Linked DNA regions of Homo sapiens: region 1 is linked to region 2. A link is an interaction called in ENCODE POLR2A ChIA-PET data of the cell type or tissue named here. Cell type or tissue: PC-9. All regions are shown on one strand.

Region 1 (5,000 bases), 520 kb before region 2:
CATTTCCATAAAGGCACCAGCCACTGCTTCTATAAATACCTCAGCCAGTTTTCCGGGGTTCTCATGTGACTTTGATGCCTACCTCGTCTGCGGGGATCCGTCGCCATGGTGACCGGGCCATGTGACCAGCCACTCTTCATTCATGACAGGTTGCAGTGTCCTGGATTGGGGGTGGGGTAGCAAAACACGGCTGGAGGGAGAGCCAAAGAGAGGGAGAACAAGGATGAACAATGAATAAAGATAAAGTTTCCAGCCTTGGGGGAGACTGCAGAGCTCTAGGTTTAGTGCAAGGATGCTCTGACAGAATTATCTATTTCCCCAGGCTGGCTGTCAGGAGAGGAATATATTTATTCAAGAAGCCTTGCCTTTGAGTCAGAGAATCAAAGGTTTAGACCTGGAAAGCATCGTAACAATCCTCTAGGCCACCACCCTTGATTATACAGATGAAAACAAGAAGACTCAGAAAGGTGGACTAACTCTTCCAAGGTCACACAGCAAGTCAGTTGCAAAACTGGGGCAAGAACCAGGCTATTTGTCATTGTCAGATTCCTCTCCATCTAACTGGGGCCTCTGGGCTGGGGTCTGTGGTGGGCCACAGATTTAAGTGTGACTCTGATGAGTGGAACTTTAGGTACCTTTGCACCCAGGTGATTCAACACAGCTGGAGTCATAGGTCCTCCAAAGGAGGTAAAAACAGATCATTTCATCTGTGCGAAGGCTCAGTCCTGGCCCCTTGGCCAATAAATGTGGGAGACAGTGGCTAATAAATCGTGAGAGGTCTTGCATTATTGAGCAAAGTTAGACGTCATCCTTGGTAATCTATGGAAATCTCTTTTTGATCAGAATGTCTCAGATCTGCCTCCACTGCTGAATCCCTCAAACATCATCAAGTCCTGTACCCTTCCTTGCTGGGTGTTGGGGATAAGATGAAGAGGCAGGAAAAGAACGCTTCCTGCCTTCACAGACCTCCCATGCTTACGTACGTATGGATAAGAAAGTAGAAGAGAATCTTGTTACCCAACAAGCTATGCTCTAGGGAGTTCTCAGGTCTAGAAATAGGACAGGCCACTGGAGTTGGGGAAGGCTTCCAGGAGGAGGTGAGGAGAAGGAGGTGGCCTGGCAGGCAGATGAGAAGGAGCATTCTCAGGGGCATCAGATAGTGGAGCAGGAATTAAGTGGGCGGGGTAGGGGAGAGTATATTTGACTGAGGTGGCCAAGCCTTCAGATAGGTCGGCTGCCAACCGCATAGCTGATTCATATGGTTCAATCACGTGGGCGCAAGCAGCTGGCAGTGAGGGTCCAGGAAGAGATGGATTCAGAGAAGACAAAAAAATACTTGCATTGAAATATTCCTGAAAGAGACCAAGAACAAAGCAGACATCATCACGGGGCCGGAAGACCGTCAGCAGCCGTTGTGAGCTTTATCACCACCTGGTCTTGAGACAGCAGTCCAGCAGGCTTCACGGAGGTTAAAATTCCCCATGCTGGAGCCTGGTAGCAGCCAGAGTGTCCCAGCCTGAGGCTCTTCCTCTCTCCTTCTTCACTTATGCCATCCTGGTGGATCTTAGGGGTAAGGGCAGAAGGCAGGGATGAAGCAGAGGGCAGAGCACCTCACCTGCCCCCACCCCAACATCTGTTTGCCGGCAGAGTAGACTGACCATCACAGCCTCCTCCCACCTGGAAGGGTGACAGCACGTAGTCTGATAAGGGAGGCTGTGCCAGCCCGTGTGAATGCCACACTTCCTCTGTGCTTCTCAACCAGCTGAGCACCCATGCTGTGTGTGTTTACCAGAACTGCAAGCTGCTGGAGTCCTGAGACAATGCCCAACCTAATTCTATAAACCCCTCCCCTGGCTTATAACAAGGGGCATTGAATGGAAGCACAAAGTCATCTTGGTGGGCCCGGGAGGGGTTGGTATTTAGTATGCCAGTGCAGACAGGGCACACCTTGGAGACAGACCTGAATCTGAGTCCTGGCTGTGTCACTTACTTTCGTGGCCTTGGGGACCTTCTTTAGTCTATCTGAGCCTCAGCTGCTTATCTTGCAAAAGGGGATAATGTCACCTGCCCTGATGAATGGCTGTGAACAGTAGACGCGATGATTACAAAGTGGCACATAGAAAGTGATTTTGAAGGTAGTAGCTTCTATTACAGTAGGCGGATGAATGGGAGCATTTCCTCGTGGGTTTCCAGCTTCCACCTCACCTCGAATTTTCCTGAGACTTCATACCTAGCTCCTTTCTGTGCATCATCCCTTCTGCCCAGGAGGTCCTCCCACTTGGCTCCACTCATCCAAAGCCTCTCTGTCCTTCAAAGTCCCATTTAAATGTCATTCCTACCTATCTTGCCTGATCACCTCCAACCCAGAGTGATGTTCCACAGGCCAACTCTTCCAGCACTTATGCGTGGCCACAGCACCATCCTTCAGCACACAGCACACCCTGCCTTTAACAGCAACAGTGAGAAGTATCTCATGGAACACCATTTACTGTACCAAGAATCTGACATATATGAGACTTGGAGAGGGTAAGTGACTTGTCCATGATCACACAGCTAAAAGGTGGCAAAAGTGGAAAATAAGCCCAAGCCCCTACAGTCCCATGCTTACACATGCTGCACATCGCTGCTCTGCATCCTTACTGTTACTCACTTGAACATCTTGACTCTCTCCAACTACTCCAACTACATTATAAGCCAGTGTGTGTCAGGAAAAACACAAGCCCTGGACTCAGTTCGAAATGGGTTGAAAGCTTGCCTTTGCCACTGACTGGGTGGGTGACCTTGTGTGAGTCGTTACCTTCTCCAATCTCAGTTTCGTCATCTTGAGTTACTGAAGGGTTCGTTTAAATGATATGACATGTAGTGATGGAGCTGTTTTATAACAACAAACATTTGCACTCATGCTTCCTGTTTGCTCCCAGGCAGCTGGGTACACAATGAAAGCTCCAGCTAATACCCGAGTGCATAATCTAAGCGCTCCTTGTGCATCCGTTCATTTTATTCCTTACAACGTTACAGAGTAGATACTGTTAGTGTCCCCACTTTCTCAACAGGTTAAGAAACTCGTCCAATGTGACATCACCAAACAACAGAGCTGGGATTTGACCCTAGATCCTTCGGATCCCAAAGCCCATGCTCTAAACCATGATACTATGGGGCCCCTCTACACAGTGGGTGATGGGTAATTCCTCATCCATTTCTCCTGTGAGATAGTTCAAGCAGAAATCACAAATTCCATCTTACAGATGGAGAAGGAAAAGCCCGGGGGTATTCAGTGACTTGTCCAAGGTCACAAGCCAGCTGATGGCAGAGTCAGTCCTAGAACTCAGGACTCCTAAACCCAGTGCTCCACGTTCTGTGAGCTGCTGCCTGTGGCTGAGGTTCCTGAGATAGACATGCTGGGACTCTGGGACCTTGGCCAGGAAGTTGGCCATAGGCCTCAGCCTGGGCCCAGGAAGCTTCCAACCATGGAGGAATTTGCTTTGAAGACAAAGGATGACTCCTGGCAAGGGGAGTTGTTCCTATTTCTGCTCCAGACAAATGGGAGGCTGCTGCAGATTCCATGATGAATCTTTTTGCGAAAGATGATGCATCACTTTGGGCCAGTTACATGCATAGTCTTTGGACATTATACAAGTCAATTACTAAGACCAAGTTCTCAGCACTGAGCAGAGATATTTTCATCGAGTCGCTGTAACGGAGCCAGAGCCTCCCAGGGATCTGGCAGGGAAGCTGTTCCACTTCATATTTTATGCTGGGGGTGACTGCAGAATGGTGAGACCTGCCCAGGTGCCCCGTGGGAAAGGCATCCCCTCCCATCAAGATGACTTCCACTCAGTGTTTGCCCCCGAGGATTATTCTGCCCATTTCAGAATCCCCAGCCTAATGTGTCCTCACTCTCAGCTGCCTGGAGTCAAGGAAATAAGTTTCCATTCGAGGCTGAACCCCCAAGTACAGGTCTGCAAATAGGGCCTTGCTTTTCCAGCCTCTAAGTCCCAGAAGCACTCTTCTATAAACTAGGTATCCTAAACATTTCCAGGTCATCTCTCCTGCCCCCTCAAAACCTCTTGGGCATTCCAGCCTGCCAGGCCAGTCCCTAGGAACTGCTCCAGGCCAGCAGATCCAGCCTCCCCTCTACTCTGCAAATGAGAAGCACATGGCTGGTCCTCCTGAGGCCAGGGATTTCAAAGCTAATATGTTTATTTCAAGAGGGTCCTTCTCTGGTCTGATGGCAGCTTTTGGTGTTTCAGAATGAAGGTTTGAGGTCCTGGTAAGAGCACTGTAGGCCTTACCCACTGGCTGTGTGGCATTGGGCAGGCCCTTAACCTCTCTGGGCCCCAACTGCCTCAGCTGAAAATGTGGCAGGTGGTCTGCCTAGCTCCAAAATGCTCTGATTCAGTCTCTGGGATTCCAGGAAGGCAGCTGGAAGTGGCTGGAGCAGAAGATGAGGGGGCTGTGGGTGATAAGAAATAAAGAGACAAGATTAAATGGTGAAGGCAGGGGCTTGAAGCATGGAGAGCTTGAATGTTATGCTACAAAGCTTAGATTTTATTTTAAAGGTAATGGAGAACCAGGGGAAAATTTTAAGCATGGGTGTAGATTTACCAAATTTAGCAAATAAGAATACCAGACATCCAGTTAAATTTGAACGGAACTGACCATCCTGTCTTTTATCTGGGAATCCTGCATGGGACCAACAGAGAAAGTTCTCTGGGCAGTGAGTGGAGAATGTATTGGAGGGAACAAAACTGGAAGCAGGAAGACACCATTTGGGAGGTTATTATTATACTCTAGGCAATAATTACAAAAGCTAACTAATATTTGTTGAATGCTTCTTTGTGGGTTGCTTTTTTTTTTTTTTTTTTTTGCCAGGCACTGTTCTAACTGCTTTACATATATAAATTAATGTAATTCTCATAACAAGCCTATGAAGTGTAGTATCTAATATCACCCCCATTTTACAGGTAAAGAGGCTGAAGCACACAGAGATTAAGCAACTT
Region 2 (5,000 bases):
AAAGGGAAGCAACCCCATTCTCTTCACCATACACCCTTTTCCTGCATTTATTCATTCACCAAACCTTTTGATCCACAAATAAACTACAAGTTCTGAGAGGTTCAAAGATGAGTCAGATTTGGTCCGTTGAGCTCCAGGGGGAGAAATGCAGTGAGGGAAAAGATTTGTAAAACGACGTACAATATGAAGTGATAAGTGCTAATAACAGAAGTACAAAGAGAGGGGCCAATGCAAAGGAACAATGCTAGTAGCTTCCTGGAGCAGCAGCCACTGCGGGAGCTGAAACATTCCTAATCTTCCCAAGGAAGGGCACCACCCAAAACAAATTTCCTGGCCAGGACCAGCCTATGGTAAACGAGTATGCTTTGATACCCTGAAGCCCTTGAGATCAAGACCTTATAATCTGGAGGCTCAACATAAGGAATGCTTTCTACATATGTGCCAGTAATCTCTAGCTCTATGATGCAAATAAATCTAAGGAAGCAAGAGACTTTCAGGGGATGAACCCCTTAAAGGATGGAAGTAGTCGTGCATCCTATCCTTCCGTCAGAACCCAGCAGATCATTTCCCTAGTTATAGAAACATTTGAGTCTTTACCCCTTGCCATATTGACAAAGCTCTTAATTGGCTTGACCTATCACATTGCTAGATATAAAGGCTACAATCCCTAGACTAAGAAGTAGGTCTCCAGTTGAAGTAGGGAGTCTCAGTCAATGTAGGCAGAGTACAAGACCCTACAGCCTGCTCTCTCACCTGCCATCGTACAGACCAGCTTTTAGGGGAGCCAAGTTGGGATACTCAATCCCAACTTTTTTCCTTCTCTTCCATCTCACATACAGGAAACCTTACGAGAGAGGATTAGGGGCCTGAAAAAGCTGACAAGACGGCAAATATGGGAAGTGGAGCCAGTGCTGAGGACAAAGAACTGGCCAAGAGGTCCAAGGAGCTAGAAAAGAAGCTGCAGGAGGATGCTGATAAGGAAGCCAAGACTGTCAAGCTGCTACTGCTGGGTGAGTGAGATGGGAAGATGAGCCAGAGAAGGCAGGGGTCCTTCCTACTTTCCTGAAGGGTTGGTGGGTTCTACCTCACCCCATGGGAAGGAAGGGTGGCAGGTCATTTTTCCTCTCCTCTACACAGTCTGGCTAGGGGATCAGGAGATCTAGAGCTGAGTTAATATGGGGCCTAAACAGCCACCCCAAGGGGATCCAGAATGCCAAGGCTATTCCAGAGTTTTTCTACTCTTGAGCGAGGAATAGTGCAAGGGCCACCATGAACCCACCCATTTCCAAATCTAACCAAACCTAACACATCCTTTTGGCTTCAAGGACCCTGGACTTGCAGACTGTACCCAATCTGCAGAGAACTCTAAGCCAAGAAATCAGAAGAGAACAGGACCTTCCCTCACCAACAGGCTCACAAGTCCCACCATACAGTCAGTGCCAACAGTACCAGAGATAGTCCCACTGGTTTTTGCCAAGTATAGTGGTTCCTTCTTGCTTTCAGTAAAAACTTTGGAAGTAGGGGGCTCTGAGGAAGGAGGAATGGTGTCTTTATGTACAGCAGTCCCTTCCTGGCTCTCTATTCAATAGCTGCCTGCAAAGCTCCTGCCAGATGGAAGGTTCATCAACTTGATGAGCTCCTAAGCAGATCACTGGTCTGTGCTGAGAAAATAAAAGCACCTCAATTTGTCAGGGAAATTGATCACAGCTGTAAATAAAACCAAGACAAGAACATTTGAGACACGTGGCTTAGGAAAACAAACCACTGGTACCACAGAAGTAGGGTAGCTGGAGCAGGTAGGGTCTACGTAGCAGAAGATTAGATGCCTGAGCTGGGTTTCCAAGCCCCCATAAGGGATCTGGGAGCTGACGCACTAGGCTAAGGCACCTTCTTTTCCCCCAGCTGATCTGTGGCACAGTCGTAAGGACACACTAAAGGAGCATATCTTTGTAAGCTGGACCAGACTCTAAGGAGCCCAGGAGGTTACGCAGGGGGAAACAGAGATGGTGGGGCCACTGAGAGATCTTTTAAGCCTAAGCAGATTTCTTCTACATTCAGGATAAGCTGCTTAGAGGGAACAAGCACAAGCGAAATAGGAGGAGTTCGAGGCATTAGGGTAGTATAAACTCAGTACTAGAAGGTATGAGTTTTTGATGGAGAGAGCAGAGTGTGAATGAGGACATTAGGACACATTAGTCAATAAAGGGAACCCACTTAGCCCCATCCAAGACCAGGTTGAGCAACATGGTGAAAACCTGCCTCTACGGAGGGGCGGGGGGAAATGGCCGGATGCAGTGGCGCACGCCTGTAATCCCAGCGCTTTGGGAGGCCAAGATGGGTGGATCTACCTGAGGTCAGGAGTTTGAGACCAGCCTGGCCAACATAGTGAAACCCCATTTCTACTAAAAATACAAAAATTAGTCAGGCATGGTGGCATGCGCCTGTAGAGTCCCAGCTACTCAGGAGGCTGAGGCAGAAGAATTGCTTAAAACCCAGGAGGCAGAGGTTGCAGTGAGCCAAGATAGCACCACTGCACTCCAGCCTGGGAGACAGAGCAAGACTGTCTCAAAAAAAAAAAAAAAAATGTAGTCGGGCATGATGTCGCACACCTGGAATCCCAACTACTCAGGAGACTGAGGTGGGAGGATCACTTGAGCCTGGGAAGTCAAGGCTGCAGTAAGCCGAGATTGTGCCATTACACTCCAGCCTGGGCTACAAACCTGAGACCCTGTCTCAAAAAAAAAAAAGGGAACCAGCAAGGTGATGAAAATATAGTTATTTTGGTGAAATGATCCAGCTCTCTCCAATCCTACCCCAAGATCACTCTCCTGAGTCAAAAATAGGCAGAGAGGAGAAATGTTAAAGGACTCCCCCTGAATCTGTTAGTGGTTTTCAACAGGAAGATTTTGACTGCCAGTGGTCATTTGGAAATGTCTGGAGACACTTTTGGTTGTCATAACTAGGGAAGTGGGATGCTATTGGCCTCTAGTGGGTAGAGGCCAGGAATGCTGCTGAACATCCTACCATGCATGAGACAGCCCAAACTAAATAGTACTGAAGTTAAGAAACTGCTCTAAATCCAGGTTGAATGGCCTGAGCTCAAGCCTGCCAGAAATTGAGGGCAGCAGTCATCCCTATGTATTCTCCCCTAACAAGACCCCCAAGCAAGCAGTGGCTCTGACTTCTCCCAGGCCATCTCCTGGAAGGCTGAGGAGAACTGGTGGAAATCGAAAGCATAAGCATTTTTCCTTCCAGGTGCTGGGGAGTCAGGAAAGAGCACCATCGTCAAACAGATGAAGTGAGTAGAAACAAAGCCCCAAAAGACAAGATAGGGTGAAGAAGTCAGTACAGCCAGTGGAGGTATTCAAAGTGAAAGGCTCTTTAGCCTCAAGGAGCCCAGGTATAAAGGATCTGATTCCAATGCCCCTCATCTGTACCCCTTGTCCCTCACCCTCCACTTTGAGAAAGCAGTAGCAACAGAGAGATAGGATTCTTATGATCCTTTAAATACCCCCAAATTCCTAATCCCTTAGGTCTGGTTACTCAGGTCCAGCTAAAGACAGAGTGTCTGCCCCTTGCAGGATCATTCACCAGGATGGCTATTCACCAGAAGAATGCCTGGAGTTCAAGGCTATCATCTATGGAAATGTGCTGCAGTCCATCCTGGCTATCATCCGGGCCATGACCACACTGGGCATCGATTATGCTGAACCAAGCTGTGCGGTATGTGATTACTATTATGTGGTTAAGGGTGGAAGCAGAAAGGCTAGCAAGAAGAAACATACCAGAGGCCAACAAACTATATGGAAAGATGGGTAAGAAAAATAGTAACTAAAATCCCACCTGCTGGGTGGGATCTCACTGCTAGGTGTACTGTGTATACCATCTCAAGGCCCTTTACCCATCTACGCAGTAAGACCTTAAGGTAGACGGTACCTTTCTAATTAGCCTCATTTTACACATGGAAAAACTGAAGTTCAGAGAAGTTAATTAACTGCCCAAGGTCATGTAGATAAATAGCAGAGACTGCATTTGCATTGGGCTGCTTGACTACAAAGCTGAATATTTTTCATAATACACCACAATTATGCAGTCCTGGAGAAGTAAGCAACATCCACCCTTATTTTTACTGGGACAGGGTCTTCCTCTCTTACCCAGGCTGGAATGCAGTGGTGTGATCATGGCTCACTGCAATCTCACCCTCCCAGGCTTAAGTGATTCTCCCACCTCAGCCCCAGTAGGTGGGACCACAGGTGTGCACCACCACACCCAGCTATTTTTTAAAATTTTTTTGTAGAGAAGGGGTCTTGCCATCTTGTCTAGGCTGGTGTCAAACTCCTGGCCTTAAGCAATCCTCCTGCCTCAGACTCCGAAAGTGTTGAGATTACAGGTGTGAGCCACCGTGCCTGTCCTCAAGCCCTACTTTATAACACATATTTACAAAATAAAGCTGCTCACAGCTTCCTCTGCTTTTTTACTTTACCATTTAAATTGCTACCCTTGGGTTCCTGGCCATGGAACTTTTGTAAGTGAAATCCCTACTTCTAGTACTGGACTTTTTCTAGCTTTCAATCGCTGAAGAACAAAGGTGATGGGTCCCTGTCTTCTATCTTGTCTATTTCATGGTCAATCTGGCCTTTACATTTTCAGTCTCTCTGCAGCAGAGGACCCACGTTTTGTGGCGGTAAACTTTCAGACTAAGGATGGAAGCCAGAAACTCCAGAGAGGAAATACCTGGGACCCCTGCCCCGCTTTAGACACACCCCAGGGCTGGGTATAGTGCCACCCTCTGCATCTGGGGAGCATACTCAAAAATTCAACAGTATGTTTTCTTACATAGAATCTTCACTGGATACTGCTTCCATCTTAGGTCTTCGTAGTAATGTAAAATGATTTCCATTCAGCAGTATTCCCAGAAGCCTCCTGGAAAGCTATTACTCCTGTGAAGTTCTTAACCAGGTTTCTGCATTACAGGATGACGGGCGACAGCTCAACAACCT

Evidence for each region. ChIA-PET counts read pairs that join two places held together with the same protein. Peaks named below come from ENCODE experiments on the same cell type or tissue, not always from the same donor. Only the 100,000 strongest peaks of a DNase experiment are listed, where the experiment ranks them.
Region 1: POLR2A ChIA-PET joins it to region 2 with 7 read pairs; 2 of 35 experiments call an interaction of 5 or more read pairs at or near these places.

Annotation. Positions count from the first base shown.
Region 1 is chr1:110,132,194-110,137,193 of GRCh38, reverse strand. No RefSeq gene overlaps it. Among named protein-coding and RNA genes, the nearest start is that of SLC6A17, 16 kb to the left of the region's middle. In PC-9, no CTCF peak of the experiment used is centred here; no DNase peak of the experiment used is centred here; H3K27ac peaks cover 90 bases.
Region 2 is chr1:109,608,763-109,613,762 of GRCh38, reverse strand. GNAT2 (G protein subunit alpha transducin 2) reads left to right here. Exons shown (of 9, transcript NM_001377295.2): 2 at 840-1,010; 3 at 3,256-3,298; 4 at 3,582-3,723; 5 at 4,975-5,000. The coding sequence starts at 893. Among named protein-coding and RNA genes, the nearest start is that of GNAT2, 8.4 kb to the left of the region's middle. In PC-9, no CTCF peak of the experiment used is centred here; DNase peaks (open chromatin) are centred at 2,672 and 2,952; H3K27ac peaks cover 866 bases.